Linked DNA regions of Homo sapiens: region 1 is linked to region 2. A link is a contact called in ENCODE Hi-C or POLR2A ChIA-PET data. All regions are on one chromosome and are shown on one strand. The core of a region is the stretch at or near the end of the contact, and the rest is flanking DNA. Distances in the headings are between cores, read along the strand shown. Region 1 has its middle 240 kb from the start of LINC02104. Region 2 holds the start of DAB2 (DAB adaptor protein 2).

Region 1 (5,074 bases), core at 1,270-3,769, 340 kb after region 2:
GCCCATTCCAGTATCTCCCAAATCAACATTCCACACCATTCACTGCTCTCGGGAAATTTAGCAGATGTGTTGAGCACAAAAGAATTTTGGATTCCAGCAAGATTGGGAAACTGGATTATACCTTCCCACTTTTCTTCACAGCAGGAAATTTCATGACTTTTATTTACCCAATGAGCACTGAGTACGCCTCAAAAGAGGAACTCCAATATGCTTCCCAAAACTTTTAAATCATACAGCAGTGCTGGGGTGGTGGCTGACGCCTATAATCCCAGTATTTTGGGAGGCTGAGGTGGGCGGATCGGCTGAGGTCAGGCTTTCAAGACCAGCCTGACCAACATGGTGAAATCCCGTCTCTACTAAAAATACAAAATTAGGTGGGTGTGGTGGCGGGCACCTGCAATCTAAACTACTTGGGAGGCTGAGGCAGGAGAATCACTTGAACCCCGGAAGTGGAGGTTGCAGTGAGCCAAGATCACGCCACTGTACTCCAGCCTGGGCAACATGAGTGAAACTCTGTCTCAAAAAAAAAAAAAAAAGAAAAAGAAAAAAAGAAAAAAATCATACAGTATTGAGAATGTGTACAAGACTTGTTAAATATTTCCTGAAAAGAATGTTTCCCAGGCAGAGTATTCCAAAGAGTTTAAAAAATACTGCCTCATCTAAAAACCAGAGGGTTGATTCTAAGTCAGTGATGCCATCTGTTAGGTGGAGCCATGTTAAACAACTAGTTAGTTGGCTGATGTCACTCAGAGAGATGTCTTCCCTTTGGACAATCTAATCAAAGACAGTTTTATAATTTACAGAGTGGCAAAGAAATGCATAAATCCCCTTTCAGTATTAATTTAGCCTTCTGACAGTGAGATATGCTTGGAGAAACAGCATTCTTAGGGCTATTCATTTTCAAGTCATATACATTCTCCTAGCAGTCTTCCTTCCTGCTATTTTTATCATAACTCTCCAATATTCATTTGCAAAGATAAACACAGTTGCCGTATTTCTAATCTTAAGCCATTTATTTCAGTTAAGTTTCTGCAAAGTGAGACTAGTGGTTTTTTGTTGAGGATCAAGTAGAAAAACATGTTATGTGGTGTCATGTTTTTGTATTATATTTAAAATATATCTCAAAAAGATTTAGGTATAATTAAATTCTCTAGTTAATGTATACTCCAAAAATTCTGTTTAAATTGATGCTAGTAAGATGCAGCTGAAATTTAAATCTAGGTTTGCTGAGCTGAGTTTTGATTCTCCTTTCATTGGGCTACAGCTATTTGCACTCTTGCTAAAAATATGATGTAATTCAAGCAATTCAGTCAATGTAGTTTTGTGATGAAATCTTAGAAAAGGGAATTGTCAGATCAAAGGAAACATACATTAAAAATTTTGATATATAGTGTCAAAATCTTTCCAAAGGCTGAGTCAGTTACATTTTTCATGTGGGAGTTTTTGTTTATTCATGCCCTAGACAACTATGTATATTACTAGATATTAAAAGTTTTTAACAAATTGTTCCTCCAGTAGTTTAGATTTCTTAAGTGGTAAGTTATTTTGAGGACTTTAAAATGTTTTTTTAGACATGTATAGTTCTATTTTTATAAAATATCTTGTCTTTCTGTTCCTTTTACAAGAACTATTAGTTTCGAGACTGTCTCCAAAAAAAAAAAAAAAAGGTTTTTCTTATTGGTTTGTAAAATCTCATTGTATCTTAAAAATTAGCCTTAATTTATTGACATATAACTTAGTGTGGAATCAAATTTATACTCATGATAACACTCTTCCTAGTCACTTGCATGCCTCTATATATTCTTTAGTAGGAAAGAAGGGTACAGAAGTTATAGCTAACACACTGGGAATTCAACATAACTGGTGTATTTCATCTGTGCCTTTCTTTGCCTGTAGCACTATTTGCTTTATTTCCCATCAGAACTTTCTTTTTTGTCGAAATATGGATATGCTCATGGGAAAGTGTTACACATGGAAAAGTCATCTGCTATGAATGCCACAGAAGAAAACAATTCGAGAAATATTTATCTAGCATTTTATCCCTTTTTCCAGTTTGGAGTGGGGAGGGGGGCTGGATAGAGGTAAACAGAAGGAAGTGGGAGAGAACTCAGATGTATAGAGGTCAGATGACTTAAGAATCACGAGATTCAACAAAACCAAAGAGAGAGACGCTTTAGATTCCTTAAATTTTCACCCCTTCCCTGATACATTAGTTCTGTTGCCCTGGCATTCCATTTCTTCTTCAGATGCAAGCAAGAAAAAACAGCATCCTAAGAAGCTCCACAGCATTCTTGATATGGTTTCCCATAAAACCCCCTTGATAATTAGCTAATATGAAGCATTCACATGAGTTTATTTGGGAATTGGCTGATGTTTTGTTTTCCCTGTTGCTGCTGTTGAAATAGTTTGAGTCTGAAATCATTATGGCTGTGGTTACATTTCTTTGGCCAGAGGATGTTGTGAAAGCCTCCATCACCACAGAAACAGATGAATATTCCCCTGCTCATACTGGAAAAAAGTGAATTGGTGACAGCAGCTCAAGCTGCTACATGGGAGGCCTTGAGCCATGACTTGGGCTCGTGAGTTCATGTACCCAAACACAATGATCCATTTCCTCTCCTGCTGGACCCAGGATCCTTTGTGCACTGACCAATATTTGCAAAATTTTTTTAAAATTATTTTTCAGATTTCTGATGGCTTTTGTAAAGAAAGGATGTTCTCATTTATCCCGTCTGGAAAAAGAAACCTCTTTAATGAAGCTGAGGATTAAAATTCCTACGTTCTGATTTTTCGAGTTGTAATCTTTCCACTCCTGTTCCAAAATAATGAATGTAATAACACAAGATTTATAAACACAAATAAGCAAAAAACAACAAAAAAAGAAATGACTCACTATGTCAGCAAGGCCATATTAATCCTGTTGACATTGTAGTGAATAGATAGTTTCTTTTATATAAACTTATGTTTTAAGATCTTTAAAAGCCTTGGTTTAATTAAAGGTAACAAAAAAGAACAAAGGATCAATGATTTTAATATATACAGATAACATAGTATTTTGTGATTACTATAAATTATATGAATTTATATGAATCATTCATCTTTATGATATTAAAAAAATCAAATATGGGCCGGGTGCAAGTGACTCATGCCTGTAATACCAGCACTTTGGGAGGCCGAGGCAAATCACCCGAGGCCAGAAGTTTGAGACCAGCCTGGCCAACATGGTGAAACCCCATCTCTACAAAAAAATTAACTGGGTGTGGTAGTGAACGCCTGTAATCCCAGCTACTCGGGAGGCCGAGGCAGAAGAATCACTTGAACCAGGAAGCGGAGGTTGCAGTAAGCCAAGATCATGCCACTGCACTCCAGCCTGGGCAACAAAGCAAGACTCTGTCTAAAAAGAAAAACAAAATCAAATATGCAATGCAGCAGTGTGGCTGAACTCGGCTAACTTCAGAAGATAGGTCTTAGTTTGGTGTCTTAGTCCATTTACTGCTATAACAAAAACACCATAAACTAGCTGACTTATAAACAACAGGCATTTATTTCTCTCAGTTCTGGAAGCTGGGGAGTCCAAAATCAAGATGCTAGAAGATTCTGCCTCTGCTGAGGGCCTGTTCCATCTAGATGGATTCTTTTTATTTTTTGGAGACAGAATCTCACTCTGTCGCCCAGGCTGGAGTGCAGTGGTATAATCTCAGCTCACTGCAACCTCTGCCTCCCGGGTGCAAGCAATTCTCCTGCCTCACCTTTCCAAGTAGCTAGGATTACAGGCATGCACCACCACACCCAGCTATTTTTGGTAGAGACAAGATTTCACCATATTGGTCAGGATGGTCTCTAATGCCTGAGCTCAGGTGATCCATCTACCTTAGCCTCCCAAAGTACTGGGATTACAGGCGTGGGGTACCGCGCCTGGCCTAGATGGAGTCTTGTCGTCACAGGGTGGAAGGACAAGGAAACTCTCTGGGGCCTCTTTTATAAGGACACTAATGTTGATGATGAGGCTCCACCCACATGATCCAATCACCTCCCAAACACCCCACCTCTCACTACCATCACCTTGGGGGATATAATTTCATCACACAAATTTGGGCAGGATACAAACATTCAGACCATAGCATTCGGCTATTCAGTTAACTCAGTCATGAGTCTTTTGTTAAACGTCAGTTAGCTTCTCTAAGCCTTAATTTGCCCATCTCTAAAATGAGGCTTGTTGATCTCTCAGCTCTTTCTAAAATCCATGCGTACATGTTTCTGCTCAAAAGCAAATGTTTAGGAAATCTCCATACCCACAATCCCAATTTTGTAAGTGAAAAGACTAGTTAGAAGAGCTTAATTTACCATCTCAGAAACATAAACAATGTCCAATTAAGTGTTATTTTTAGTCACAGATAGCTTTTGTTTTTTGAGAAAATCGAGAAAACGACTCTTTCATTGCAAGGATGCTATCTGTTGCATAGTTTAATATTTTCTTTTAAAATGTGGTCACAGTCCTGAAAGTCTTCTGACATATAGTAAGATAGTATCTTTGTTTTCCTTGTAAAGAATGGTTTCATTATTTTTATTTTAAAAATAGAAGTTCTTCAAACAAAATTCAAACAATTCCAAGAAATTACAAAAAAAGATGTGAAAAATGACCTCAAATGCCACTACAATAAAATAACTAGTATTAGCATTTGTGCACATCTTTATAAGTATTTTCTGAGAATTAGTATATAGGAAGAGATAGACTAACAGGAAGGCAGAAAGGAAGGATGACAAAAATACGTAGGATGTATATTCCAGCTGTATAGCATTGATTTTATAATATTGTGGTCTTTCTTTAACTTTCATTTTAGGTTCAGGGGTAGATATGGAGGTTCATTACATACATAAATTGTATGTTGTCAGGGTTTGGTACACAGATTATTTCATCATTCAGCTAATCAGCATAGTACCTAATAGGTATGAATAGATTTTCAATCCTCGCCCTCATCCCACTCTTCACTCTCAAGTAGGCTCCAATGTCTGTTGTTCCCTTCTTTGTGACCATGTGTACTCAGTGTTTACCCTCCCTTATAAGTGAAAACAC
Region 2 (4,781 bases), core at 2,192-4,691:
TACTATCCAATTGTGCCCTGTTGGAGGCAGCCAGTGTTGAATGTTAGCCCTCTGTGTCCGTACCAGTCATCATTTGTTCCCCTAACCAGGAATTTGCTTGTTTTCTGTCTTTAAGTAAAGACTGAGGAGTCTGCTTTCCTTCTGATTTCCACCAGTTAATCCAGTCAGGATATGCTGATATTATGAGTTGGGTCTCCTTTAAAGACACATATCTGGTGTTAAATCTGATTCATCTGGCCGGGTGTGGTGGGCTCATGCCTGTAATTCCAGCACTTTGGGAGGCCGAGGTGGGTGGATCACTTGAGGTCAGGAGTTCGAGACCAGCCTGGCCAACATGGTGAAACCCCGTCTCTACTACTACTACAAAAAAAAAAAAAAAATATTATCCAGGTATGGTGGCGGGTACCTCTAATCCCAACTAATCAGGAGACTGAGGTCACAGAATCTCTTGAACCCAGGAGGCAGAGGCTGCAGTGGGTCAAGTTCATGCCAGTGTACTCCAGCATGGGCAACAGAGGGAGACTCTGTCTCAAACAAAACAAAACAAAACAAAACAAAAATCTGTTTCACCTAAATATGATTTTGGCCAACCTTTGTGCAATTCAGCGGCACAGCTTCAACTTTGGAATTACATAGCAGTGCCAGGGAGAATTTTAAAATACCACATCCTGTTACTCAGGTGTTTCATATTGCCAATCTGGTTCCCATTCTGGTTCTGTCTAAAGGGTAAAAAACCTTATGTGTTTGGTTAGTTACCTAAACCTTCCTGGCCAGTAAGCTTTCGAATCTTTCCAGCTGGGGAGGTATGTTCTGATGAGCATTAGGACAACTTCAAACCCCAGGAGGGCTCACTCTCAGCAGCTTTCCCAAGCATTTCAGCATCTTGGCTTTGTCTTTAAGAAGAGCAATAATTAAATCCTCAGGTCAAAAGAATGAGGAAGAGAAACACGCAGAGCCTTCAAAATTATCCAGATGAAATATCAGTGGTAGCAAACTTAGGTTTATGGACATATGAGGGTAGAGTTAGAAATGAAGCAGCATAAGAGCCTATGTCACAGCAAAGCCTCCTGCTTGGCCAGGAGCACTCAGCAAGGAAGATATCTTCCTGCTCCCTTAACCTTCAGATAATCGAGGCCTGGTTGAGCAGGCCAGTAAATATCATCCCCAAACAGCTGGTCAGCAGCTGCCAGAGGTCCCTGTACTACCTTCATGCCAACAAGTGCCTTAAAAGCCGTACCCTTCAACCCAAACAAGGCCAGTGAAATCCATTCAACCTTTGGAGAAAGACAACAAACAGGCCTAATGCACAGGAATTTGGACTTCCAGTTTAATCTGAAACTATAAAAGTCTTTAGCAGAAACACAAACTCTGGAGTTTGCCCTTCACAAATTAGACAAGGTTTGTAACAAGTGCTTTCTTCCCTCACTTACATCCTCAGGTAAAGATCAACCATCAAGATCAAAGATCCCCAGAATGGCAAATACATACGTGTATGGGCTCAAAGTTGGAAGACATTCCTCTACCATCTACTTATTCTGGTTATACATTAAAGCATAGGAGGGCATAGCTGAAAAATGACTGGTTTCTAGGTCAGTCATTTGGATGAGAAGGGATCCTTCCAGCTGGGAGTGGGAAAAGAAGGGGGAAGTTATTCACCAACAACAGGAAAAAGAATTTAGTTGGCCTTAGGAGGAAACTGACTAAGGATTTGGAAGAAGTGGTCTGTCCCAGAAATCCACATTGGCAAAGACCACTAGGTCTTCTTCATGCTTTCTCTAGAAGACTTTCCCATTGTACTCAAATACTCCCGAATTCTCAAGGCAATAAACTTTCTTACAGTGTCACTGAGGGCCATCTCCCTTCCAAGAGGGGAGACACAGAACCTGGAGTGGGCGGGGCACCTGGCTCAGAGAAAAGTAGCCTCCCAAAGTCTGGCTGCTGGGGTAAGAAGCATGGTGACAAGCCATTTGGTAGCTGCAAGCTCCCTCCTCCCCAACAGCCAGTAGGTGCTTTTGTGTGAGAAGCCAACCTCAAGACTGTAAGGACAATCAAGTATACATCTCATCAAAGCCATTCCAAGAGGCTTATCAGACATCTCAAAGGCATTTTTTGTAGATGCCTGCTTTCCACTCCCATTACTTCTGTTTGCATTAGTTATATCTTACCTCCTTCTCCCCCATGCCCCTGCTTTGCCTGACTAAGGCCAGAAATTTTTTCATGAAGTCACTTTATAGAGCAATAGCAACATTTACTATTCGTGAAGTCGCCCCTCCATAATTTTTAAGTCTTTCCATGTGTCTGGAAGCTTGTTTCTGCTCTTCTCGGTTTACAGAGCGGCTCTCTTCCTTCCAAACAAAAACTAAAAAGAAAGGGGAAAAGGTGGGGGGTGGTTGGGGTGGAGATAACACCCAGATTCCTTAAGTGTTTTTAATCCAGTTGAATTTCCCTTTGGACTCAGCTCCCTGCTGAAACTGTCTGCGGACCAGAATTCCAGGCTCAGAATTAAGTCAAGAGGGAAAGACAGCAGAAACAAATAACAGAGTCAGCTCTATGCTATGAAAACCGCTATGTTGACTGAGGCTCCACGGTTTTAACCCATTCATTTTTCCCCCCTTTTTTAGAATTCTTACTTAATCTTTTTAACCAGCTTACAACAGGCAGGCAAGCACCATATAAACCATGCTCCCTGCGCCGGGGGATATAAAACAAGTTTCTTAAGTCCCTTGGGTAGATACTTCCTTAGGAATGCCGGTGTAAGACAAAAGTTCACATTTTAATGCCATATGTTGTCAGTCACCAGGAAAAAGCTCCTTATGGGCACAAGCCAGGTCCCCAGCCTTTGTCACACAGCAAAAATAAACACCCTTCGAGGAGTTAATTAGGCGGTCAGCAGCCACCTCAGTGTCCTAGGAGGGCTGCCCGCAGACCTTTTACACACACACACACACACACACACACACACACACACACACACACACACACACGACACAAAAGGAGGCGTTTGTTAAATGTCACAAGCTGGGCATCTGGAGTCGGATTCGAAAGGTAAATACATTCCGCGGAAGCATTCCTCAGATGTCAGGCCACAAAACTGCTGGTTTCCCCAAGCACAGGGTCTCATTTCTAAGATTCCCCACAGCCCAAGGTCTGTACTCAAAGAAGGGTAGCGGGGGGCGGGGGGGTGAGAGAGGGGGAGCAAAGGAGAGAAGGAGATCTTTAAAAAAAAAATGGAGCCAGAGGGAAGAAGGGTTTCGAAGCTACTCACCGGCTAGCTATTGCCTCCGTGAAGCGAGCATGACTTCCCCGCGCCCGGAGCCTCCAGGCTACAGCGCAGCGGATGCGGCGGGCCTCGCTTAAATAGCCGCCGGCCGGGAGCTTCGGAGCCGCGCGGCCACTCCCGGCGAGAGATATGGTTCTAATCAGATGCTGGCAGCTGAGGACTCCCCAGGAATGTGCCAGGATGTTTTTGCTGCCTGGGCTTGGTAACTCCCCCTCAACGTGTCTGCAGAGTCTTCCAAACTTAACTGTTTATTAACTCGCGCTGCAGCGGCGCAGAGGACCCCGCTCCCCTGAGCTCCGCGAGCCCCACCAGCTGGGGGCGATCGCAGGGACCCAGCGACGGGAGGGGAAATGTGTTCGGGGAGAAGTCAAAAGCCCCAGACCGACGCGGGCGGGGGGCGGGTGCAAATAAGGACAGGAAAGGGAAGCTCTGGAGGAAAGGGGTGGGATCCACCGAGCTTCGTTTCACAGATCCGTTCCCTGGATTGCCACTGCGAGTGATGTGGCACACGGAGTCATCCTAACCAACCCGTTGGGGCCCTTTGAACAAAGGACTGCCTTTACTCCTGACTTTTCTGACAAGGGACAACGGTTCCTGCGCAGATCTGCAGTTTCTAAAGTTGATCGCGCGATTGGATTTGCTCCCCTTAGAAGAAATTAGTGTCTCCCTCATTGCAGATGCAAATGCGCTTAAGTTAGTGGGAAATCTATGTGTGCATATGTGAAACATACTGTATTTACCTATGAAATATAATCATATATATGGATATAAAAATAATATTCTCTCTGAAATCGATATGAGCAAAACATGTTCACGTCTATGTAGCCTATCAAATAAGTTATAATTCTGATACAATCAGAGATTCTATACAGGCTTCCCTTACAGTGTATATACACCTATATGTAGACACATAACATGACTTTATCTGCATGAATTTCCATAGCACTTCCTATAACTCTAGGAAAAACATGAACTGCAAGAAATAAAATATTTAAAAATGTTAACGTAGAGTGCTGAGCGGTAGAAGGTACTCCGCAGCAAATCCTAATGAGTGTTAACAAGCTGAGAATTCATTTTCTCCATATTTTAAAATCAAGAATTATTGTAAAACATCCACAGAAGCTCTGTTGCTTTTTGGAGAATTCTGAAATTACTCTTGTGAAAGACGTGTCTCTTTTCCCTTTTTTTAAGAAAAAAATTTAATTGTTTAAAGTCAGAGGCAGCACGTAGTAAATGTGAAAATGCTAAATTGTATCTCGGATGGGAGGGGGTTATTGATTTTATCGAGTAAGCAACACAGTGGATTTGCATTTTACCTCTGGAAACTGAGGGTTCAAATAGGGCTCGTGGGACATCAAGGATATATTTTGTGGTCCGTGCCTAGCCTCGACTGCAAAGCCACTGTGTAATTTGGGGTAGCTCAATGTGAGTGGCAATGTCTGCTCTCAAGTAGGTCAGGCTTGAAACAACCGTTGTTCGGGGAGACTGAGGGGTGCAGAGC

The links. A loop is a pair of places that touch in the nucleus more often than their neighbours do. ChIA-PET counts read pairs that join two places held with the same protein, here RNA polymerase II (POLR2A).
Region 1: a loop to region 2 is called in a map of chondrocyte, with 4 times the contacts of the local background. The contact joins the enhancer-like site here to the promoter of DAB2 in region 2. A Hi-C loop is called at or near these places in 1 of 168 maps with a recorded cell type or tissue (chondrocyte). POLR2A ChIA-PET finds 5 or more read pairs at or near these places in 1 of 52 experiments (IMR-90).

Annotation. Positions count from the first base shown.
Region 1 is chr5:39,758,557-39,763,630 of GRCh38, forward strand. No RefSeq gene overlaps it. Among named protein-coding and RNA genes, the nearest start is that of LINC02104, 240 kb to the left of the region's middle. Within about 2 kb of position 2,520, at least 5 of the 41 ENCODE cell types and tissues checked have a DNase peak (open chromatin) inside an H3K27ac peak, as active enhancers do.
Region 2 is chr5:39,421,539-39,426,319 of GRCh38, forward strand. It overlaps DAB2 (DAB adaptor protein 2), which reads right to left and starts at 3,442. Exons shown (of 15, transcript NM_001343.4): 1 at 3,266-3,442.